2 separate regions of the Homo sapiens genome follow, and region 2 is linked to region 1. The links are chromatin loops, found by intact Hi-C in ENCODE. Cell type or tissue: Caco-2. All regions are shown on one strand. Each heading gives the region's core, and the rest is flanking DNA. Links, peaks and the distances in the headings are about the cores only.

Region 1 (13,314 bases), core at 3,586-11,585:
TCTATGTTAGGCTTTTTAGTTAAGGTTTTTCCTCCTAGGCTACCTCTATTTCTGTCACTTAACTTCTTGTCTCAAGCAATATGGCTACTGATTTTTTTCTCCTTTAGTCCAGACTATCGTTTAAAAAAATCTCAGTATTCTATGTTGTGGAGATACGTTTTTACTGACTGTATTAGTGCTGGGTAATTTCTATTTTTTAGTAGCAACAATAACAACAACAAAGAACAAAAAAAAACCTGAAAAAAAAAAGCCTTTCTACTTTTTAGGCCACATTAATCTCCAGTTGCCTCTGGTAAATATTTAACTGGTTAAATTGTCATAGAAAAGTGTTATTATTTTAATATTAGAATGAGAGAACATTTAGTATTCTCAACCTTCAGTATAGAGAGGCAGAATGCTGCCTTAAACAAGCTTTATTTCGGATTGTCCATGTTACAAATGATACCAGTATATATGTAAAGGCTCAATTAATTTTTGCTAAATAAATGCATGAATGAATATATTTTGAAAACCATCTGTGATTAATATTTAAAGAAACTGATTAATGCGTTGATTAAAAATACCTGTAACTGGTTTATAGGACCAACTTATAGAGAATTATATTGTATGTTGAAGTCTTCAAAATTGGTATTTTTGTTTTTGAACATTTGGTTTGTTTAAACATGTCAGAAAAGAACTAAGTTTCTTGTTTAGTTTTCCTCTAATTTTTGAATGAGCTGATTTTGTGATGTCATAGCAATTTCCTTTGCATACCTCAGTTGTGCTAGATGATGTTAGATGCAGGCACACTGTATATGAGGTTGGATGGGTTGTGCACTACACAGCTCCATGGGCGCCATGCAGCTATACTCTATGTGAATACCTCCTCCCACGTGGAAGTGTTCAGTACACAACCAGCATGGTGGTAGATAGTAACCCTGGCCAGAAGCTTAATCAATGGAGGATTTTAAGCCATGAAAATAGAGAGGTAGTCATTGACATCGCTTAATGATCATAAACTGTTTTAAATTCATAAATGAATGCTTTGTTTGGATTTTCTATTTCCAATTTCAACTAACTTTGCTGTGTGCTCCTGAGAGCAAGTGGTTTTGATAGAAACAGACTGCCACATAGAAAATTCATACACTTTGGTTCCCTGGGAAACCAGGCCAAGAATAGTTTTCTTTGCACATCCTGGTTTCCTCTAATGAGGGCCAGTATAAGAATGTGAGTGTCAACAGTGTAACCCATAAATCCCAAGGAATCATTATTTTATGAAACTTTTAATGAACCCTACAGATACTCAGATTAGAAAGCACTTCAGATATTTGCCTCAATTGAATAATTTCTGAGGTCTTTCCTCTCTCTCTGTGTGTATCCCATATGATTATTTATATGTATCCGACAAAAAAAAAAAAGCTTGAATGACAAATGGTATAGAGGCTTTGGGCAGCTACCAGGGATTTAAAAAAAAAGTTTTCTTGAGCTAGATGTGATTGTGTGTGCCTGTAATCCCAGCTGGTCAGGAGGCTGAGGCAGGAGGATTGCTGGAGTCCAGGAGTTCGGCACTGGCCTGGGCAATATAACAAGACCCTGCCTCAAAAAAAAAGTTTCGTAAGATATGGAGACTGAAGACTATCTAGTTAAAGCAAATTTTTTAAATGCTTAACAAAACAAGTTAATTGTTTCTATACTGCCTGTAATTGGCATTACAAGGCCTGCAGCATTCAATTCCCTTGTTTGAAAGCCTTTCACTGTATTTATATATTATTTATTCATTTGTTTACATTTTTTTCACAGATGACAAGCACTGCTTGGATAGTGAGCATTTGTTTATTATTCAGTAAGAATAGTTTTCAAAGAAAAATTTTCAAATGTAATACATAGTAAGTTGCAGTTTTCTTCGTGAACTTTGGAGAATGCATTGTGCTTACTAAAACTTTTCTATATATTATGAATCTCATTTTAATATGTCTTTCATACATTGTCTTACTTTAAGAGGATATATATTTGCAAAGTGTGTATGAGCCACAGATATTTGTTGAGGGGTCCATATGCATGGGCAGTGGGAAGATGGGATTTGGTGCCCAGAGATTCCCCATTCAGGACCTTGGCTATTCTGTAGAGTAAAGTAACTTGCATTACACACATAATTTATGTTTGTGATTAAAAATGCAGGTTCTGTTATAATATAAAAGCATTATGGGAAAGCTAAGGCATATTATAATTCGCTACCTACAATGCGAACAATTTCCAGCATAGTAATAGTAGCACTTATGTCTGGCTAGAGCTGGACACAGAGCAATTCAGCATTATCTGTGTAACTGCTTATTGACCATATTGCTTTCATGTTTTTTTTTTTTTTTTTTTTTTGCCCCAGAGCTGCTGGATTTAAATACTATAGAAAGGCAGATTGTGTAAGCCAAATAATGTTCAGCCTGGGAAAGTAAGAACAAAGCATAAGCTGTTCCTAGGCCATTGTGGCCATAGGCCACAATGTAAAAGAATTTTGTCAGAATTCTAATGCTACTGGAGGAAAGGGGCAAAGATGCATAGATAACATAAAATATTAAAGGTGAGGACTTCTGATATTTAAAGACAGTGATAGCCAGTTAGGTCCATGTTTCCCAAAGTTTGTTTCCTCCAAAACCAATAGAGAACAACAAGAAAAGAAAAATAAAGTTACAAAAAACTCAATTTGCAGAACTTCAATACAGCGAATTCCCAAACTTTAATCAGATAGTAAGTAAAACAGAAAAAATTACCAAATCCCAGTGAATGATCTTACTGTCCTTACCACCCTTTCCCTTCCCCAAGACTTTGTGGCAAGCAAAGGTAGATTCAGAAAAACTGTGAGGAATGGAGAAAGAATCAAATAAACAGGTATAAACTTGTCCTAAAAACCACTGTCAGAAAGATTAAGTACAATCTAATTCTGAAAATACAAAAAAAGTGTTCTGATATATCAGAACATAAACCATAGGGAAGACACTTAAAATGCATGCAATGTTTGAAATTTGTAGCTTCTGAGGGGGAAAAATGCAAAAATGAATGCAAGTAAATACAACTTTTTTTAATCAGTTAGGTGATAAATGGTAAAAGGAAAAAAAAAGATGAATATTTCAGGGTCCTACGAAACAAGAGGGCCCAAAAGCCCCAAAGAACATACAATCGCATCCCCACCATCAAATCAAAAGAACAGAAATCAGCTAGTGTCTGCATTTAGTTATGATGACAGAAGAGGGTGCCATAAAACTAGTCATTTTAGAAAATACCCCAATAGCACAAAAATGAAGAGAAAAAATATGAACAGATTCATACAGTTTTTATTTTAAAATCAGAAAATGAGATTCAACACAACAGAGGAAAATGCCCTCTCCACATAAACAACCACAAATGAAAAAAAAAATGGCGAAAACAAAACTAAATGAAAAACAAACCACAAACTGAATTGAATATATCACAAGCATTTGAGAATATGAAAAACTACCATGAATCAGAAATTAAAATCCTAGCACAGAAATGAATACAATAAGAAATAAATGAAGAGTTGTTTGAACTTAAGGAAACAAGGGAAGACAATGGCAAAATTATATCAGTAATAAATTATAATATCCAATGTTTTCAAGAGGGAATATAATAAAAATAAAATAGAAGGCATGGAAGAAAGCATAAAGTAATCAAGAAAATGAATATGAGCGAACAAAAATGTAAGAAGGATCAGAGAGAAAATAGAGGAAGTGAAAGATAGCCTAAGAAAGAAAAACATTCCTTCTCTGAAAAGGAAAAACAAAATAATGGGACAGTACTAATATTTAAAACTATAACCCGGGAAAACTTTCTAACACTACTACCAGTCCCAAAGGTAAATATTAAAAAGGCTGCCTGAGGGCCAGGCACGGTGGCTTTTGCCTGTAATCCCAGCACTTTGGGAAACTGAGGCGGGCAGATCACCTGAGGTTAGGAGTTCAAGACCAGCCTGGCCAACATGGTGAAACTCTGTTTCTATGAAAAAAATACAAAAATTAGCTGGGTGTGGTGGTGCAGGCCTGTAATCCCAGCTGCTCAGGAAGCTGAACGAGGAGAATCGCTTAAACCTGGGAGGCAAAGGTTGCAGTGAGCTGGGATTGCGCCACTGCACTCCAGACACAGTAACACTCCTCAGAAAACTACAACAACAACAATAAATAAATAAATAAAAAGGCTGCTTGGGTATTTGGAAAAATTTACCCAAAATGATGAACTCAAAGACATACTCTTGTAAAAATTTTGATTAAAAAAAAATCTTCAAAGCCCCAGGCCAAAAGATAAACTATCATATAGAGGTACAAAAATTAGAGTGGTATCTGGCTTTATAAATATTATATATATCATATATATAAAATGTATAATAAAGATGGAAGTAACTGGCAGAGTACCATAGACTGTTTGTGTCTTCTTAAAATTCCATATGTTGAAATACTAACCTTCAGTGTGATGGTATTAGGTGCCTTTAGGAGGTAGATTGTGAGGGTGGAGCTCTCATGAATGGGATTAGTGCCCTTATAAAAGAGAACCCAGAGAGCTCCTTCACGCTTTCTGCCATGTGAGGACAGAGAACAGCTATCTATAAACCAGGAAGCAGTTCCTCACCAGACATTGAATCTGCTAGCATTTTGATCTTAAACGTCTTAGAATCTAGGACTATGAGCAAAAAATATTTGTTGTTTAATCCATCCAGACTATGGTAATTTGTTATAGCAGCCCAAATGGGCTAAGAGAAAGACTAATGTACAAATGTTTTATTTTTTAGAAAATTTGTGACATTTACTCATATACAATGTCACAAAAATAGTAAGTTCCATAAATAGCAATATTATAAACAATAATCTCATATTACAATGAAATAAAATTCTAAATTATTAACAAAACAAAATACAAAGTCTCTTGCATCTGGAAATTTCAATTAATAAATGTTTGGTTGAAGTGAAAATATAAGCTGAAATTACAAAATTTCTTTAAAAAATGAAAAAATATGACATATCAGAAATATGATTGAAGTAGTGGTATGAGAAAAATACATTTCATTAAATAATTTTTTCAGTAAAAATAAAATATGAAAATGAATGATTTAATTATTCAGCTAAAAAATTGAGGAAAGAAATAACAAAGTTACTAAAAGCTTAAGAAAAGCAGAATTTAGTGAGATAAAGAAAAGAAAAAAGTGATAGACCTAATTAACAAGTCAAAAATCTGTTTTGTAATTAGCAAAATGGATAAATTGCTAAATGACTTGACCAAGAAAAATGAAGAATGAAAAATTATACAAAGGAGAGATGACAAGGGAGAAACAGACATTGAAACAAAAGAAAGGTTTTTTTTTTTTTAAATTGTTATATGCTTCTTTGAAGGCTTGAATGAAAATAAATTTGAAAATCTTAATGAGATTGATTATTTTCTAAAACAGTGCAGATTATTAAAGTTGACCCCATTGACCTGGAACTCCTGGCCTTGAGCAATCCTCCCACCTTGGCCTCTTAAAGCCTCTTAAAGGACTACACGCATGAGCCAGCTGTGAGCCTATTGAAATCAAAGCTCAAATAGTCTAATTTCCATAGAAGTAAGGATAATTATTAAAACCCTGCCACTCTCCCCTCAATTAAAAAGTACTAGACCAGGTAGGATTTAAAGAAGAATTCTATAAATCTATCAAAGACAAAATGGCCTCAATACACTATACATTGTTCCAGATCACTGAAAATGGATGAAAACTTATTTCCTTTTATGGACAAATGTAAGTAACATTGATATTTAAGCTGATAAGAACAGTACAAAAAGTAAACCAGTATCAATTCTGAATATCAATATAAACATATGATAACCTTAAGAAATGGAGTCCAGTGCCACATTAAGAAAATAATACATCGCAGACAAGTGTTTTTCATTCCAGAAATACAAACGTGGTTAAATATTAGGCAACCTATTAAGAGCATATACTATATTAATACATCTAAAAATCATATGATTATTGTTATGGTCTGAATATTTGTGTTCCCTCCAGAATCATATGTTGAAATCCTATAACCGAAGACAATGATATTAGGAGGTGGGGCTTTGGGGAGGTTATTAGATCATGAGAACAAAGTCCTCATGAATGGGATTGGTGCCTTATGAAATAGGCCTAAGGTAGCTGGTTTGCCTCTTCCACCATATAATGGTACAGCTAGAAGGAGCTATCTATGAATAAGAAATCAAGATCTCACTAGACACCAAATCTGCCAGGATCTTGGTCTTGGACTTTCCAGCTTCCAGCTCTATTAGAAAATTTCTGTTGTTTATAAGCCACTCAGTTTATTGTATTTAGCTATAGCAGCCTGAACAGACTAAGACATGTATCTTCATAGTTGCTTACAAAAAGCCTTCAACAAAATTCAAAGCCACTTCCTGCTAAAAAATATTCAAGAAAATAGTGATTATGGGCACTTTTTAAAGATGATAATATATGTGTGTACACATATATGTGTATATGTGTGTACACATATATGTGTATATGTGTGTACACATATATGTGTATATGTGTGTACACATATATGTGTATATGTGTGTACACATATATGTGTATATGTGTGTACACATATATGTGTATATGTGTGTACACATATATGTGTATATGTGTGTACACATATATGTGTATATGTGTGTGTATATATAAAATATACAAATATACATTTATATAAACATATACTATATATCTTTGTCATAAAACTGGTATTTTATGTAATGAAAATGTATACTAGGCATTTTCACTAAGTTCAAGAAAGATGCAAATATGTCCACAATCTCTGATAGTATTTAACATTATACTACTTTTATATAAGAGAAATTCATGGAGGCATAAGTATGGGTAAAGAGAAATAGGAACATCTCTACTTTCACCTGATAGGATAGACTCCTGGAAAACCCTGGAGAATCAATGCTAAAAATAATGTAAACAATAAAATAATTCAGTTAGATGGCATAATATCAAATTTACATACAGAAATCAATAAGCCTATGCTATAGTTCGAATGTGTTCCCTGAAAAATTCAGGTATTGCCAATATGATAGAATTAAGAGGTAGGGCCTTTAAGAAGGGATTAGGCCATGAGAGCTTTTCCCTTGTAAATGGGATTAGTTGCCTTTATAAAAGAGCTTGATGAGGGAAGCTTGTCCCTTTTGCACTTCTGCCCTCTGCCATGTGAGGGCACAACATTCCTCACCTCTAAAGGATGCAGCATTACAGCGGCATCTTGGAAGCAGAGAGCAGCTCTCACCAGACACTGAATCTTCCAGCACCTTGACCTTGGACCTCCCAGTCTCTAAAACTGAAAAAAAATTTCTGTTGTTTATAAATTACTCAGTCTATGGTATTGTGTTACAGCAGCACAGATGGCTAAGATGCCCTATTTAAAAGGTATTACCTTTACTAAAAATAAAAAAACAAAAAACATAAAACAAAATGTTTAAAGCCCTCTTAAAAGCCAAAAAGTAGACTTGAATAAATGGAATGACATGCACAGTTCCTGGCTAGACCAACCCAGTATTATAAAGATGTCATTTCTATCAAAGTTGTGTTTATAAATTTAACACCCAATAAAAATACAAAGAAGCTTTTTATGAAGTTAGACAAAGTAACATTAAATAGAAATTTAAATATGAAAAAGCGACATGCAAAAATAGATAAGAAAACACTATGAAAGAAACACTATGAGAAGGTTTAGCCCTACTAGGAATTTAAGCTCATTATTAAGGCACAGCAACTAAATCAGGTGGTACTTGTGGATGAAGAGACAAAAAAGCCTGTTTTTTTTGTTTTGTGAAATATATTTAACGTCTTGAAATAGACCCAAATGCCTATGAAAACGTAGTAAATGATAAAAGCGGCATCTCTTGTCACTGGGACAATGATGGGCTATTGACTTAATGGTGGTGGGAAAATGGATAGCCACTGGAAGATGACATAGTTAGATCTATTTCTCACACCATTCACAGGAAGGAACTTAAAAAGTTTCAGAGATCTAAATGCAAAACATGTAATTGTACAACTACTGAAAGAAAACATGAGTAACTTGTTTTTTAACTCTCATCTAGGGAAAGACCATCTCACAATTCAGAGGCAATAAAAGGAAAGATTGATGAATTTGACTACATAACTATAAAATATTTTCATGGCAGAAAAAGTAGAAAATTGCCAAAAGATAACTGACAAACGTGCTGAAAATATTCAACGTAATCTAGAAAAATGGCTAATATACTAATATATAAAGAACTCTTTAAAATTGAGGAGACAAAAATCTGAAAACCTGCTGAAAAATGAAAAAAGATATTACCAGACATTTCTTAAAATATATTTCTATAAAAATGTGCAAAGTGAAATACAAAGAGTAACCAGAAACTAATGAGGTTGGTTAATTACAGGGGATGTGTAGAAACAGTGTGGAAATATTGGGCAAATAAGAATGAGGCAGAAGAGATGAGGGAGAAGTGACATTTCTATGAATACATATTTTTATAATAGTTTTGATGCTTTAAACCATGGTGATCCTTCACATATCCCAAAATATAAACAATTAAAATTAACCAGAATTTTAACAGGGGGGAAACTGAAGATGAAATATGAAGCGTAACAAATCAAATCAATTACAAATTAATAGCATTACCACAGTAAAGACTGTGCGAAGAAAATAACCTTAAGTCGGTTTGGAAAACAGCATTTTGACTATATACTTTTTAGGTTAAAGACCAAAAGAGCTGCACACAAATATAATACTCTAGTTAGTAAACTTGTTTCTCATAGAACTGTAGATAACAATTATGAAAGTACTTTATATGTATATCAGGACTGAAGAAATAAGCACCTATATGGTAAATAATTAGAGCTGAATTCTCACTCAAAGAAAGGACTTAGAAATAAGTAAAAAGGGAAGACGAACCCACCTACTCTCTCTTCCTCTCATATAAATAATCTACCTATTTATCCACACTCTATAAACACATGCACACTAAATGACTCTTAGATGTATATGTTTTCATATGTGTGTGTACATTTATGTACACATATGTATAATTTTATAGGTTTCCATATAGAGGGATATGTAATATTTGAACATATTGTATATATACATACATTTTTATATGTATATATGTATATATAATACATGTGCATATAAATCTATGTATATATACATATATATATGTACATTAACTCCATCAACTGAGTAGACTGGGAAACAATGACAACCCAGTACCAGGAAAATTGTTGAATGAAATTTTACCATGTGCTAGTAATAGCACAGAAATGATCCCAAAATATTTTGTTGTGCTAGAAAACAAAGTGCTCAAAAAATGATGGGAGACTGTTGAAAGGACATAGAAATTTACAAGAAAGACTTCCAAAGGCCAAATCTGAGACACTTTGAGAAAAATAAATTAGAGTGATATAACCCATAGACTAAAATAATTATCTATATATCCGTAAGAGTCTAAATAATAATTAGATAAATAAATAGAAAAGAAGGGATAAATTTTCTTTATTTTCTTTATGGTAGAATTCTAACTAGTTAAAGTAAAAGGAATCTGTCTATTTCCATCAAAAATCGAAAATCACCCTTTGGTAAACATCACAATAATAATCGTTGCAGGCAAAAATCACAGATGCATGCTAAAATTAATGAACAAAATTATGAACAGAAACAGAGTATTTACATGTTCCCAGAGTAACTTTTCCCAAGGTGCTTATTGATTCCAAGAAAAAGTGATATCTTTATAGTGAAGAAAGCTTGTAGACACTGCTTTAATAAAGTGGTAATTTTACAATCATCAGTAATAAATAATATCCTCATCCTGTACCTCCTGATATGATGTGTTGTAAGGGGACACAATATCCTTTCTGCAAATAATACTTTTGTTGTGTTCTTGCCAAAAAATGAATTAATAAAAAAATTCAAACTACAAAACTCTGTTTTTTATAAAATAACAGTACTCCTCAAATGTCAAGGTAATGAAAGATAAAGACTGAGGAACTGTCCTCTGTTGGAACTAGGGAGACATGACAACTGACTTTGTTATGGGATTCTGGATTAGATCACAGACCAGTAAAATGCCATTAGTGAAACAATTGATAAAATGTGAGTCATCTTTAGGCTAGTTAGCAGTATTCCTTCTATGTTAATGTCTTGGTTTAAATAACTCTATACTATGTCTAGATAAACTGATCTTAGGGGAAGCTGCATGATGGGTATACTAAAACTGAAGCATTTGTATAACTCTAAAATTATTTCAAAATCAAAAAATTAAAATTAAATACTACAGATTCTTCAAATAATTTATGAGGCTAATCCTTGGTGATGGGGGGAGGGCACAATTTTGTAAGCTAATACTTCTTACCTCACCTAACCAGAGAGAACACAGTGACTAGACCGAAGATCACAATTGATTCTCTTAACCCATGTTTAATGAACTCTCCTTAATATTACTAGAAAGATCTATTTATATTCTCAATTCTCTGAGGATAATAAATAAGTAGTAGAGGAGATCTAAAAACATTATGAAATGAATGCAATATAATGAATAATTATGCTACTCTCTTCCATGTCCAAAATGGAGGCGCCACACCAGACTGGAGAATTTATTTATGAAAAAGATATTTAAAGTCATCCTTACGTTATGCATAAGGCAATAGCACTCCATGCCCATGAGGACTTTTATGTCATGATAAAGACCTTCACAGTACTACTTGGGATGTAGAGCTACTCACTGGAAATGAGGTAGGCATTTTTCCTACTTGGAACAAGGATTCACTGAGGCCTTTTGACAAGAAAGCACCCCTTTGGGGTCCTTTGGACCTCAGTGCCTTGACAAGAAGGGGGAAATCACTGTGGGTTTAGACAGAATAAATAACCCAAGTATAGGTGGTAGGACTTGTTTTGCATAATGATGGCTAAGACAAAAGGTCACTCCAGATTTAACCTGCCTTTGATAAAAAATGTCTAAATATGAGATTATGAACTAAAAGAGCTACCAGCTTGGAGAACTGGAGTGTGACATTAGCAGCGTAGGGAAGAAAAAATAATCTTTTCAATTGTCTGAAGATCTCATCTGTAGGCTCAGGAGTGAGCAGAGTCTTGCTTCCTGTTTGTCACCAAAAACCATAGAGAAGAAAAAGTAATTTCTTTTCATTACATTTTGCAAAATTCATGACTAAGATTCCTGTAACAAAAGACAGATTAACAAGAGAAAAGCATACACATTTATTTAATATATGTTTTATATGACCCAGAAGCCTTCAGAAATGAAGACCGAAAGAAATGGGAAGATCTGTGTATTTTTATGGACAGTCACGCAGAAGTATGATTGGAGGACAAAAGGGTACAATCTAATGTTAATTAATTAGGAGGGGTGGATTTAGCAAGATCTTCAGATTTAGCGCAAGGTCCTCAGATTTAGCAAGGTCTTCAGAAGTAAAACAAACAAACAAACAAAAAAAACTTCTTCAGAGTTATTTTTGATGTCCCTGTATGACATTCCTTTCCTTTGGGTAAAGGGCACATGGAACTCTTCAGGGGAGAAGTGAAAGAGAATGTCAGAGAGAGACCTTCCTAGGTTTTCTGGCCTGCTTCCAGAGAGCATGGTGGGAGAAGGTCAGAGAGACCTTCCTGCTTCTGCTGTTTTCTCAAATGCTAAGGTGCCATATTTGGGGGATAGCATGTCCTGAACTCTGACAGCAGCAGTTGAATCTACAAAGACATCACATTAGCAGTGTGCATGTGGCCCTCTGAATGCATAGATCAAATTTTCAGTAGTTTGACAAGTATTAGTCCTTCTCTGTAGTTTGAGGGGACTGAAACTACAGTTGGTTTTGTAAACTGAACAAATCTCTTTGGACCTGAGTCAACAACTTAGGTTCTTAGATAATTTAGATGAATGCATCTCAGAAGGGAGAAACTGGGAGGCCGAGGCAGGTGGATCACGATGCCTGGAGATCGAGACCATCCTGGCTAACACGGTGAAACCCCATCTCTACTAAAAATATGAAAAATTAGCTGGGCGTGATGGCATGCGCCTGTAGTCCCAGCTACTGGGGAGGCTGAGGCAGGAGAATGGCGTGAACCCAGGAGGCGGAGGTTGCAGTGAGCCGAGATCGTGCCATTGCACTCCAGCCTGGGCAACAGAGTGAGAATCTGTCTTAAAAAAAAAAGAAAAAGAAAAAGGGAGGGAGGGGAGAAACTGGTATTTCTTCAAATATTGACAGATTTGTATTTGAATAACTAACTGGAAAAATAAGAATTGTATCAATATTTTCAGGCTTCCTAAAGCAAGTCACAGCAGAACCACATAGGTTGAATTGTATAGTGTATGTAGCGGTTTGTGCAATCCTTTATTCTCTGAGTGATGTGCTTAGATAAGGGTTGCTAGGTTAATATTTCTAGACTAGCTCTGATCCTGAAATCTACTTTTTCCTCTCTTGAGTCTTTGGAACCAATGTGTACCTTTGTCACGCTGATCCACAAAGGAAGTGATTGATTGGTTCCTAAAATCTGTGAAGAAATCAACAATAAACTTTCGTTAAAAAATTCTACAAAGTTCACTCTATGTGGCTGAACTGGGCTTTAAGAACTCAGTTTCTTTTTTTTAAAATTTTATTATTATTATACTTTAAGTTTTAGGGTACATGTGCACAATGTGCAGGTTTGTTACATATGTATACATCTGCCATGTTGGTGTGCTGCACCCGTTAACTCGTCATTTAGCATTAGGTATATCTCCTAATGCTATCCCTCCCCCCTCCCCCCACCGCACAACAGTCCCTGGTGTGTGATGTTCCCCTTCCTGTGTCTATGTGTTCTTATTGTTCAATTCCCACCTATGAGTGAGAACATACGGTGTTTGGTTTTTTGTCCTTGTGATAGTTTGCTGAGAATGATGGTTTCCAGTTTCATCCATGTCCCTATAAAGGACATGAACTCATCATTTTTTATGGCTGCATAGTATTCCATGGTGTATATGTGCCACATTTTCTTAATCCAGTCTATCGTTGTTGGACATTTAGGTTGGTTCCAAGTCTTTGCTATTGTGAATAGTGCTGCTATAAACATACATGTGCATGTGTCTTTATAGCAGCATGATTTATAAACCTTTGGGTATATACCCAGTAATGGGATGGCTGGGTCAAATGGTATTTCTAGTTCTAGATCCCTGAGGAATCACCACACTGTCTTCCACAATGGTTGAACTAGTTTACAGTCCCACCAACAGTGTAAAAGTGTTCCTATTTCTCCACATCCTCTCCAGCACCTGTCGTTTTCTGACTTTTTAATG
Region 2 (13,314 bases), core at 2,185-10,184, 220 kb after region 1:
TGGAGAAGGTTTTAGTGAACATTCAGAGGAGTTTGGAAGAAGTCGCTGACAATCTTCATGGATGACTTTGAGGGATTCAAGACTTCAGTGGAAGAACTAACTGCATATGTGGTAGAAATGGCAGGAGAACTAGAGTTCGAAGTGGAGCTGGAAGATGTGACTGAATTGCTGCCATATTATAATAAAACTTGAATGAATAAGGAATTGCTTCTTATGGATGAGCAAAGAAAATGGTTTCTTGAAATGGAATCTACCCCTGGTAAAGATGCTGTGAACATTGTTGAAATGACAACAAAATATTATAATATCACATAAACTGAGTTGATAAAGCAGCAACATGGTTTGAGTGGATTGACTCCAATTTTGAAAGAAGTTCTTCTGTGGGTAAAATGCTGTCAACCAGTATCACATGCTGCAGATAAATCTTTTGTGAAAGGAATAGACAATTGATGCAACAAACTTTATTGTTTTCTTCTTTAAAGAAATTGCTGGCCGGGCATGGTGGCTCACACCTGTAATCCCAGCACTTTCGGAGGCCAGCGTGGGCAGATCACCTGAGGTCAGGAATTCGAAACCAGCCTGGCCAACATGGCCAAATCCCGTCTCTACTAAAAATACAAAAATTAGCTGGGTGTGACAGGCCGGGCGTGGTGGCTCACACCTGTAATCCCAGCACTTTGGGAGGCCAAGGTGGGCGGATCACGAGGTCAGGAGATGGAGACCATCCTGGCTAACATGGTGAAACCCCGTCTCTACTAAAAATACAAAAAAATTAGCCGGGCATGGTGGCAGGAGCCTGTAGTCCCACCTACTCGGGAGGCTGAGGCAGGAGAATGGCTTGAACCTGGGAGGCAGAGCTGGCAGTGAGCCGAGATCGCGCCACTGCACTCCAGCCTGGGAGACAGAGCAAGACTCCATCTCAACAACAACAACAACAACAACAACAACAACAACAAAAATAAAATAAAATAAATTAGCTGGGTGTGGTGGTGCATGCCTGTAGTCCCAGCTATTTGGGAGGCTGAGGAAGGAGAATAATTTGAACCCAGGGAACGGAGGTTGCAGTGAGCCAAGATCACACCACTGCACTCCAACCTGGGTGACAGAGAGAGACTCTGTCTCAAAAAAAAAAAAAAAAAAGAAAAGAAACTGCCACAGCCACCCCAGTGTTCAACAATCATGTCTTGATTAGTCAGCAGCCATTAACATCAAGGCAAGACCTTCCACCAGCAAAAGATGATGACTTGCTGAAGCTCAGATAATTTTCATACTTCAGATATTGAATTTTTAATCCTAGAGCTCCATTTTTTTCTTTAATTTCTATCTCTATCCCCAAATTACCTGTCTTTACCCATTATATCTACAATTTCCTGTACATTCTTTAAAATATATACTATTATTATTTAAATATCTCATGGCAATTCTAAGATCTAAATTATCTAATACTTTATTTTTACTGACTATATTTTTTATTTAGAATACAATTTCCTGTTTATTCGTGCCGAATAATATTTGACTTCATATTAAACAATGTGCATGGTACTTTAAATAGAGTTTGGACCCATGATCTCTCTGTGAAGAGCACAGAGTTTGTTTTAGTAAGGAGTAAAATTAGTGGTGGATCACCTTCATTTTGTAGAATTTTTAAGCATTATCAATACCATACATGTATGCTTAATCCAGGAACGTGATGCTTACTTCTAGCTTTGGGTTCTTCTTTGTTTTCAGTGAAAGGCCTACTGTGTTTATTAGATCTCCTTAACTTAGTGGGATTTGATCTCAAACTTTATCACCCAAATGCTAGATAACTACCAAAATCTGCTCAGTTCTTGCAGCCTTCATGGTGAGTTTTGATGGAGTTTTGGGGGTCTTCCCACTGTGTTTTCAGTTCAGCATCAGCTGAGAATATTAAAAGAATATGTGGATTTTAGGATTTCTCTCCTTGCAGTTTTTTCTTTTCCTTAAAATCAGCATACATTTTCTGCCTCATGGAAGTCTTGAGCTCTGATCTTTCACAACTTAGGCCAGCAGAACTTCTGTTTTCTGCTTGTGCCTTATCTCCCATGCAGTACACAAACTAAAGCATGCCCCAGGATAAAAGCTGGATTTATACAGATCTCACCGAATTTATTTCTTTTTTCATAAGGTTGTTTCCTCACAAGGTTCTGTCCACTTTCGGCTGTTCTCTAATGCCTTCCAACAGTTTCATTTTTAAAAATATTGCTTTCCTAGACTTTATAAATATTTTTGGCAAGAGGGTTTGTGTGATACATGTTACTCTTCCTTCACTGAAATCCATCTGTGGGTAACGGGCTAAGAAAAACTTTTCCTTTCTGCATGATAATATGAGCTTTAGTTAGGTTTCTAGATCTCTTTCCCTAGAAACCTAAAATGGAAGAACATGTTATTAACAACATTGGTTAAAATTAAAATGATCACAGATTGGCAAATAGCATTTATACTGAGAGAGACTCTAAGTGAACAACAAGTGACTTACTGCAGCACTATACTGTTGGGCTTCCCTAAGGGTGATGATTCTTGTAACTGGGCGTGTGCTCCCAGGACCCCCATAAGTTATGCCTATGGGTTGTTACAATAAATTGTTTCCTGTGGAGAATGAGACTTTTAAGCCAGGCTGCCTCTTGAACTTGACAAATGTGAGTTTTTCTCACTTCGGAACTATCTCTGTGGGGCTGTGTGGACTGCTGTATGGATTGCTGTGAGGTCCACTCTTCTTGATAGAGAATGCTCAACACTGCCCACCCGAGAAGCTGCATGTCCTGTCCTGAATCCTCTTAAGTGAATCTGATGCCAACTAGACCCATTCTTTTTTGTGAATGAATGTGAAACTGAACCTAAAAAGATCTCCAGGTCTGCATTGCACCCATTCTCCTATACTGTTTTAAAATTGATTTTAAATGCTTGTGTATGACCATATACAGCATTTGAAATTGTGAAGATCAGAATCCTAAAATTATTATGTGTGTTTTAAATTTGAAAGCTATTTTCATTTTTATCTTTTTGTTTTGTTTTCACTACACATAGTGAAAACAAATAAATAATTGCTATAGTCATCCAAATGTGGCATTTATATAGGATTTTTAGATGAATATCTCTTTAGATAAGTGCCATATTCTTCACTATAAAATGTCATATTAAACATGCCCCTGTTCTATGAGAATATTTATGTGGAGAGTATTTATATAGATGCAAACATAACATGACTTCTATTTTTTCTAAGAAATAATTTTAGGAAAAAAATCTCTCTTATGCTTTGATATAAATACACTTCTATTTATTTCTTGGCATAATTAGAAAGTGTTTATTTTTTCCAGGAAATGAGAGGTTTATTAAAAGATAATCACATTATTCACTAAAAAGAATATATATTTGACTTTTCAAAAGTAAATTTAAAAATTCCTTTTATACATCTATAAACATCTGTGGAAACTTCAACTCCATTTTCTGTTCTATAGTCTCTGGCATACACCACAAATATGAAATAGCTTCACTCAAATGTACATTTTAATCTGCAATCTAAAATATTAATGTACAAAGACAAGGTGGAAGGTTAGTTACAGTGACTTTGTTTCAGACTTCTGATAATACGAAAATGTGCAGACATTAAACTCATTTATAGTTTGTATTCATAATTAAGATTGTAAGAATTTTATTTAACTCTCTTCAGTGTTTTTCCTGATATGGAGAGGTTTGGGTCATACTATATCTTTAGACACATGTGAGCTTCTGGGGCTGAATGGAAAATAAACTTGCTTGCTTAGAGTAGGAGGATGGGCAGGCAAAAAGAAGTTACAGCAATTTCTATTGGCTTACCAATGCTATTCATATATTGTTTTTATTATCTAGTTGGTTTGGGGTGAGTGGATGCTAGAGCACCTAGAAAAGGTCAGCTAATATAGTAAGTGACAACTGTTATTTTAAAAATTGTGTTGTGAAAATAGTCTAACTGTATTGATCATTCAGCTGCAGCGATGGCCATCCAGTGGACCATAAAGAAAAGTGTGTCATATTAAGGGGCGAGGCTTTAGATTTGGGCAGCATTGGTATTGGACAGAGCACTTCATTAAGTATTTGAAAAGAGAATGTTTTCATGGGAAGAGATTTTGTGTCTAGTGATGTTTTGAGTTAGTCATGCGATGTGATTTTCTCAGACAGTGATGCTACATGCAGTATTAAGTATTGAGGCAATGATAAAGACAAATCGGCCATAATCCTCACCACTGAGTGGTTTGCTATTGAAGGAGATACATGCACAAATGAACAAGGCATTTTTAGAGCACAACTGTGGAGTTGATTACTTCTACTTAATAGGAAGTCTTCTGAGAGGAGGTGGAATCCAGGGTTTATTAATGAAAGATCAGGCAAATAATTCACATGAATTCTAAGCATCATTCCAAGATATACCTGAAAATCTCATACAGCTGTTACTGAGAAGAAAATCTTTTACAACAGACAACACTTTTAACCCCCATAAAGATCTTTGTAAAGAAAGAAACTCCTTCAGGTATTCATTTTTTCAGCAAATATTTGGTCAACTAATATGTGCCAGGGACTACTATAAGTGTTGGAGATTTAGTGGAGAACATGGTAAGCACTCTGTCCTCATGCAACTTATATTCTAATGGGAGAGACAGGTGATAATTGGCAAGAAAAAAATGAATCATGATAAAATTCCAGATTCTGATGAATAAAATGAGTAAGAGAAGGCAGGGTAAATAGTTGAGGTCTACTTTAGCTAGAATAATCAGGGAACCCCCTTGGAAGAGAAGTCATTTGTAAATGAGCCTGAATCAGATGAGGAGACAGTCAAGTGAGGTCATGGGAAAGAGTGTTCCAAGTAGTGTGAACAACACATTTAAGGGTGTACTTACACTGCCTGACTTTCTACTTTTGTGCTGATAGTTTTGAACTTTTAACTTTGGAATCAATTAACCTTAAAACTTTAGATACTTCTTCTAAAAAGTTTTTTCCTAAGGCTTCTTTTCTTTTGGACTGGCAGCTCTTATACAAACAAAGTCATTTCTCTTTTGCACTAATTATCCTCTGTCTCTTAATCACTGACTAATTACCTCTATTTGAAACAGATTTTTTCAGTGTTCATGAAGAAGTCAGTGGGAGTGCTGTATGAATTAAATGTGCTGTTTCTTAGAGCATAACATAGCAACAGAAGAATTCAAGAAATGTCTGGCTTTCTTTTGTCCAAACTCAGCTATTTTGACAATTTTGCATATTATTATTCATTTCTGACTGATTCCACATTGAAACCACTAGAATAATTACATTAAAATAATTCACCTTATTTTGAAGCATGAATTTAATATTGTTTTTAAACCTAAAGGTGGTTATCTGTGATTTTCACAAGTTAGAGAACCAACAAGCTAGGAAATAAGAGATCATATCTATATTATAGGAAAATAAATGGGACTTTGTGAAAGTGTTTTTTTTTCTTATTAGAGGGAGGAATTGAACATTGAAAGTTATACTTTTCAATAATTATATTGTTTATATTTAATCATAGATTTTTTAAAATGTTCGAAGTAAATATGTGAATGTTTTAGATAAACAGATACTTAGCCTATAAATAATTAAAATATGTATCTGTAAGGACTGCTATTCTAACAAAATATTAAATCAAATATAAGTAAGACACATAGCCATAGTCCTAATCATAAAATTATGAAACCAAAATGTATGAGTGGGAAAATATATGGAATCATCTAATAAAAATGTTTTCAATATAATGATTTCTTTACCTAATTTTCTCCTACCTTACCAGTCCGAAAAGACATTTTGGATTCCTCAAAGTGTCTAGGTCAGATCAAGGCTGAAATTCTAATAGGTTGATCTGTGCGGTTATTTAATACCATCCATAAATCCTTTGTGTGTTCAAGGAGACAGGCTAACAATACTACTTCAGAAACTGAAAACTGCTTAAATTAGATGGGAGGTTCAGGAGTTGTTAGAACAGCTACCCTGTTACATTCCCAGAAGTCTTATAGGATGTTTCCTGAACATTGTTCACATTGGCAATTCATTTGTAAAAATATGTTTTGTTTGTTTTATAGAGGTGGGGTCTCACTATGTTGCCCAGGCTGGTCTCGAACTTCTGAGCTCAAGCCATCCACCTGTCTCAGTGTCCCAAAGTGCAGGAATTACAGATGTGAGCCACTGTGCCTGGCCAAAATCTCTTTTTGATGGAAGAGAAATCTCAGAGGAGAGCCCTGGTAAGAGAGGCAATTGGAATTTAAAAGCCAATTGCCTCAAGTAAGGAAAACAGTATGACAGACTGGGTCAGGCTCAGCATCATTGCGTGGAAGGTGCTGTCAACACAGGGCAAGAAATTGTGCTCAACTATGCCCTCCCTGGCCACTCCAGTAATCACATGATTGAATATGCTCTTGTGCAAGCTGTAAGCCATTTCTATTTTGGGGAAAGGAGAAGTTTCAAGTATAGAGGAACACATTCTGTCATTAAAAGCTCTGCCTGTTGGAAACGCTATTGGCACTAAACAATAGAAAAATTAGACGAACAAGAAATGAATTAGTCTCAAACAATAAGGAGTCTAGAGTTACATAGTCCAAGACTAATGCAATGGCTCATTGATATGTTTAGGAAGCCAGGATCTTTCCATCTTTTTTGTACTTCATCCTAAGAATATATAATTTTGTTTTTATGCTTTTGGTCTCATGGTAGCAACAAGACCATTGTACCTCCTGAATCTCATCTAATTTCAAACAAAAAGAATGAAGAAGAGAAAAAAAGCTGAAGGCTGAATTCTTTCCTGAAAGCTCCACCCACTGGGGATGGATTGCAATTTTCTTGTAATCTTTCTTTCCTTAAAGCTCCACCCATTGGAAATTTCAAAGTACATCTATAGGCTCTGAACAGGGTCATTTGGTCACAGGAACACCCTTAGCGATAAAGGAGTATTTGGTGTTCAGTTTAGTTGTGTATTTTCCTGTTCTGTTATTAAGGAAAAAATTGAGAAAGGATTTTGGATAAGCATTGAGTGATATTTTTTGAAATGTGACCAGAAGCTCTACAGTTCTACAGTTCTTTGACAAAGCCAACTTGAGACACAGAAGGAAAGGCATTCCCCCACTGACTGAAGAGAGGTGTATTCAGGCTCAATGCTTTAGAGGAGTCATCAGCAGTATAGGTAATGGCAGTGGCCCAAGGGTTGTGATGATTAGCAGAGGTCCAGAGGTCCCAGACTGCAGTCAGACCAGAGATTGACCTTGGGTAATACAGTGACAATGAACAGTAGAGTCAAAAGGGGGCGTTGACAGTGGACATCAGGGCAGAGAGACAGCAAAGTGGAAGCTAATAACTCATTGGATGCGTGATCTTCTTCCATACTCACTCAGGTGTTCCAGAATAAAATCATGCTAACTCAGGTTTCAGAGACTTGTGGGGGTGTAGAGTGAACATTCTCTTTTTTGAGAATTTTTAAGAATATCTTAAGAAGTAGATTCTAGGCAAACACTTGTCTTTTAGCTAGTTGAGTGAAAGAAGGCTTGATGTGCTGATATCTGAGGTATTGCTAGAAATGTGGCATATTTGTATTAATTTACAGGTTGATCCTAGGACATTCTATTTCATATAAAATAATAAATTATTTTATTAATTTAACAACTTTGTGTTTTGTTACTTTGCCTTTAATCTTTCATCAGTAATTTTTCCTTCATATCAAAGATGCTGATATTTTTCATATATAACAGTTATATTCCTAGCGAAGTAAACAAAACTAATATAATTAAAAAGAGATAAAGAGCCAAGCTCACTACTGTTACCATTAGCTAATATTTGTTGAGCAATTACCATATTCTCTGTATCTTGATAAACACTTTATATGTATTTTTATTTGATCCTTGGAACAACCCTGAGAAGTGTGTTTTATTAGTAACATTGCTTTACAGAGGTAAAAACTTAAGTTTTGAGAGACTAAGTAATATGCCACAGCTATGACTCTGCCAAAATATGGACTTTGTATTTGAACCTAGGCATTCTGGTCCTGGTTAACTGCCTCCTAATATGGATGGTTAGCAATATGACTGTAAGTAAGACTTTTCTCCTACCGCTAATACCAGTGCCACATCTCCAGCAATTTGTAGCACAGGGCTGTTTGATTCTATTTCTTTGCAATTCTCTAACTCAGAGTCATTACTAGGCTCTCCATAAGCATAGCATTTTATTTTCTCCTCAACAGCTTATTACTGCTATTTAAAATTTTTATTAACTTGGTTAACACAACATCAAGCCATACCATTTCCTATATTTGACTTACTGGTGTTTACAGCCAGGATAATTACTCAGAAGCAATATGGCTGGATTAAAAATATTTTGCTGAGTTTGAAAGTCAGTGTTTCATGTATAATATATACACTGTAACAGTATCTTTTAAAATAATTTTTTGCTTCGATTGCTACTGAGTTATGAGGGTTTTCTTCATTTTCTTTTTATTAAAAAATAACTTGAACAAATATAAGGAGGACATTAAGTACTGCCTCAATGTAACTGTTATTGGCATGTTGGTTTTAGGACTTTTTTAAATATATGGAAGGGATGGGCATTTCATGCATAATAATGTAATACAAAAAATCAGAGTTTCATTATTGGGACTTGATGTATGTATCTTTTGTCTGAAATCCCTATTTCTTCCTAGGCCTAAGTCACACACAGAGGCAGTTTTGTGAAATGCATTGTGCTTATGATATATGTGAAGCAGCTAGCACAGTGGATGAGCTAGCAAGTGCTGGGGAGAGAGATCGCCTTCCTTTAATGACTGTTCAGCTTTTAATGGTGGTGTCACCTTGGACAAGTTTTGTAACCTCTTGTGTCTTCAACTGAGTTATTTGTAAAATAGGGATAAAAATAGTAACTACCGAAAGGGTTATTGCAAAAGTTAAATTATTTAATCAATGTAGGACATTTGGAGGAATGTTAGGTACAAAAGCTATGCAATAAATTCTACCTATTATTATACCAAGAAAACCCAATTTTGATCTTATAAAAACGGTTAACCTTTCTGCCTGTTGGGCCTTCCTGAGTGCATATCATAAATCAGGAAGAAATGATAGCCTTCGTGCTCCATACTGGCCTGTATTTCACCATGTATCCTTATGTTTTTCTTCAACTTAATTATTTAGGTAGAATGATACTTATAATCCAAAGTTCTCAAGATCTTGCCTGATATGTGCTTGGATTGCATTACAATAAAAGCATAATGTGTTGAATCAAGATAAAGAAAAAGGTCTCTCAAAGGCAAATTAGATGAAGAGAGTTCAAGAATCTTGACTACAATCCTTAGGTATGGTTCACCTAATCTAAATATCCATCTTGGAGGAATTCTTTAAGCTGTTACTTTCTGAGATAAAAAGATTGGATCCACACTCTGGAAAGTTAATATTGTATTGTGACTATGATTACAAGTGACAGAAGTCAATATAAGCTAAGCTGAAGGAAAAAAATAAATTATGTAGCATTGTTTGTTATATGAATATATCATCTTGCAGAACCAAAATTTGGCAGGAATGTACCTGGTCCTCACCAGAGACTACTAGGAGGAAGCAGGCAGCTTTCAGGAATTTAAGACACTCTCTCTCTTACTCTCAACTTGTGTTCTGCCCATCTACATCAGCTTAATTCTCCTTCCTCAGCAGACCAGCTTTCTCTGGATCGCTGGTCTGCTGGTGGGAGGACCCACAACAGAGAGGATAGATGATTACCCATGGTTTACAAATTTGCACACTATGTTCTGTACACATAGTGTAACTGTAATTCTGTCTCTTACCTTAATTCCAGGTTCCCAGATGAAGCATTCTGATTGGCACAGCTTGGTCAGAAGCCCACTGAGGAGGTCAAGGGACAGGGCCATAGTAGAGAGAAAAAAAAGTTAAGGCAGTTGTTTCAAATTAAATGAATGGCTCAACAAATTATATAAAAGTGATCTACTACACATATGCAAAACATTATAAAAATTTACCACCAGGTTTTGATACAATAATCTAATGGACCTTCTCATGATGGAATGGTGGAATATTTTAGCTTAAAAGAGCTAAGAAAATATCTTGAGTCAGTCTGGATTTTTTGACATTATTCAAGCTTTGCTTATTTCCTGTTTGCCTTGGGCTCCTCTTATTTTTTGCTGGGTTTTTTTTTTTTTTTTACATCAGGGCTCCTATGGTACAATTTGCAGGAAATTAATATTTTTTGTATACATGTTTGTTCAAATTTATTTTAAATACCATGTCTTTATCAACAATAATGCTATGGAGATTTTGCTCTAATCAAATTGACAAAATGCCCACCAGTAGTTACTTATCTGTAATATTTACAGCTCTCTCCAACTTCTTAATGTCATTCTGAATTCCTGATTTAAACAAAATCTATTTGTATGACTCCGCTTCTTCCGCCTGTATCTTGACTCTTAATGTTCTTTGGCAGCTCTTTCTGAATTGAGCCTATGCTTCTACTAAAGGAAAAGTATTTGAAAATGTTTTGAGAAAAAGAACAGCTGCTCTTTCGTGTCTGTAGCAGTCAGGATACAGGCGAGAAGGAGATGACACACTCAAACTAGGTAACTGAAGGCAAATAAAGGTATTATTTACACTGGAAGATGACAACCAGGAATGGTGCAGCATCTGATGGCAAAGAGGGTCAATATCACTTACAGGCTTGAAGTCAAAAGAGGAAGGAAGAGTTAGTGGAACCTGGAGAGAAAGCTCTATGAAGACCCCAGTGACCTGAGAGGAAGGGAGCCAGGGAATAAACAGAACTTTGCTCCCCTCCTGCACTATGATCTTCTGCTAGCACTATGATTTGATCCAATGGAACCCAGGTGGCAGGTGAGTCAGTTGATGCAGTTCATAGAGGCTGACGTTTGTTCAGGGGACAAAACAGTGGAGAAGGGGCAAAGGATCTGGAGGAGCAAGTGAAATATTTCCAGTCCAGGATTGAAATGTAAAACCACGTGCACTCTTTTCCTTGTCATTTCTTCCCCCACAATATCTAAATTGTCAGAAACAGAAATCATGTTGTATTTAATACGTTACCTACACAAACAGATATTAGCCTCATTTGATAAGTTTTATATACTACAAATGGTAATTATTACTTGATTATGTTGACTTTAGGCATCTGAATCTTCACATCTGAATGTAGATACATTACCTGGAAAGATCCTTTAACTTTAGGATACATGCAGTTGGCAAAACATGATGCTAAACCCACATTGTGTGCTCTTTGATAGGCACATAGTGTCATAACTTTGTGTCTCTAAAGTGAGGGCTCTGTGAATGGTCTCTTCTGCTTCAGCCCTGATTTTGCTCAGTCAACATTCTTTGATGAGGTAATAGCAGGATCATTGATAATATTCTTTTTTTAAAAAAATTTTATTATACTTTAAGTTTTAGGGTACACGTGCACAATGTGCAGGTTTGTTACATATGTATACATGTGCCATGTTGGTGTGCTGCACCCATTAACTCGTCATTTAGCATTAGGTATATCTCCTAATGCTATCCCTCCCCCCTCCCCCCACCCCACAACAGTCCCCTGAGTGTGATGTTCCCCTTCCTGTGTCCATGTGTTTTCACTGTTCAATTCCCACCTATGAGTGAAAACATTGATAATATTCTTGCTTCTCCCTAGTGGGAAGATTCAGTTTCTTTTTGGAGTTTAAGCTGAAAACAAATCTACATTACGCAGCACCATGAAACTTTTTGTGTAGTGTAGAAGGGTGTTGCTATTTAATCAATTCAAGCCCATAGTGTTTCTATATAATGCTATGAAATATCCATCCCCTGCTCTCTCCATCTTAACCAATTAAGGAGTTCACCGGAGGTCCTATTTAATCAGTTATGCTGAACACTATCGGAGCTATGCAAGCTCTTGCAACAGAGCATAAATTCAGGTAGGCAAGGAGATGCATTTTCAGGAGTGTTCTGGTGTTTATTTCTTTGGTTTATTATGGGTCACGACCTGCAGTTATGACCATATTATCACAATAAGAATAATTTCAGGGGCCCCAACAGGGGGGTAGATAGTTGGGAATCTCCAGGAATTATGAATAGCATATTCTATTCTGCAGTCTTCTGTTATTTTGTTATTAATTGGTGGTTACTGACTTCCTATTGTTAGAAGAAACTCATGCTATATGCTGGTCTTGTTCTCTTAAGAAGAAAGTGAGTGGACTCTTCATCATAAGATCACAGTTCCATTTTTCATGAGCTGCTGGCTACATAAATTATTTTGGGATGTTTCCCATGACAGGCACATTTAGTGAATTAATCACATACAAAGGAAAGAAGTAACCTGCAATATTTTTCATAGATATGTAAGATAAAACAGAGAGAAGGTACGGAGATTTCTCCTGTACTCTGTGCCCCCATACATGTCCAGTCTTTGCTATTCGTTACATCCCTCACCAGAATAGTACATTTGCTACAATCGATGAACCTACACTGACTCATCATTATTATCCAAAGTCCATAGTTTACCTTAGGGTTCATTGTTGATGGTGTGTATTCTATGGATTTGGATAGATGTATCGTTTTATATATATATGTATGATAAATACGTAATATATAATATAACATATTAATAATATATAATATATGTATTATAATACATACCATGATATTATTTAGAGTAGGTTTACTGCCCTAAAAACTCTCTGTGCTCCACCTGTGCATTCTCTCACCCCCAATCAGCTGGCAATCACTAATCTTTTTACTCTTTCCATAGTTGTTGCCTTTTCCAGAACGTTACATAGTTGGGGTCATACATACTTTTCACACACAAAACACAAAAAACACTAATCAAAAATTGAAACATTCTTACATTGGACTTCACCACCACCGAGAGCAACCCCTTTCTGATTTCTATCAGTCTGTATTTCTTTTTGTTTTAAATATATATGTAAGTTAATTATATGGTATATATTGTCTAGTGTCTGGCTTTTTTTGTTTAAATGTCTATGAAATTTATCTGTATTATCATGTGGCATGCATCTGCCACAACATCTTTTGATACATTCTCCTATTGATGGACATTTGAGTTATTTCCAGTTTGAAGCTATTGTGCCCATATTTATTTGTTTGTTAGTATTTTTGCTGTTGAATTGCAAGAATTATTAATATATTCAGTATACAACTGCTTTTTCAGACATATGTAAAGAGAATATTTTTCCCACTATGTAGTTTTTACATATTGTTTTAATGTGGTTTCTTGAGAAAAAGAGTTTTTAAAGTGAAGTCAAATGTATAGATTGTAAAAATTTTTGATTAGTGT

What was found. A loop is a pair of places that touch in the nucleus more often than their neighbours do. Peaks named below come from ENCODE experiments on the same cell type or tissue, not always from the same donor. Only the 100,000 strongest peaks of a DNase experiment are listed, where the experiment ranks them.
Region 2: a loop joins it to region 1, with 2.9 times the contacts of the local background. A loop is called at or near these places in 2 of 110 quality-filtered maps.

What each region holds. Positions count from the first base shown.
Region 1 is chr10:64,423,721-64,437,034 of GRCh38, forward strand. All of the region lies in intron 4 of LOC124902439 (a long non-coding RNA gene), which reads left to right. Among named protein-coding and RNA genes, the nearest start is that of LINC02671, 490 kb to the right of the region's middle. In Caco-2, for the core only: a CTCF peak has its summit at 7,201; a DNase peak (open chromatin) is centred at 7,221.
Region 2 is chr10:64,642,729-64,656,042 of GRCh38, forward strand. The region is part of intron 4 of LOC124902439 (a long non-coding RNA gene); the gene reads left to right. Among named protein-coding and RNA genes, the nearest start is that of LINC02671, 280 kb to the right of the region's middle. RefSeq lists a silencer at 1,970-2,170. In Caco-2, for the core only: a CTCF peak has its summit at 6,384; a DNase peak (open chromatin) is centred at 6,353.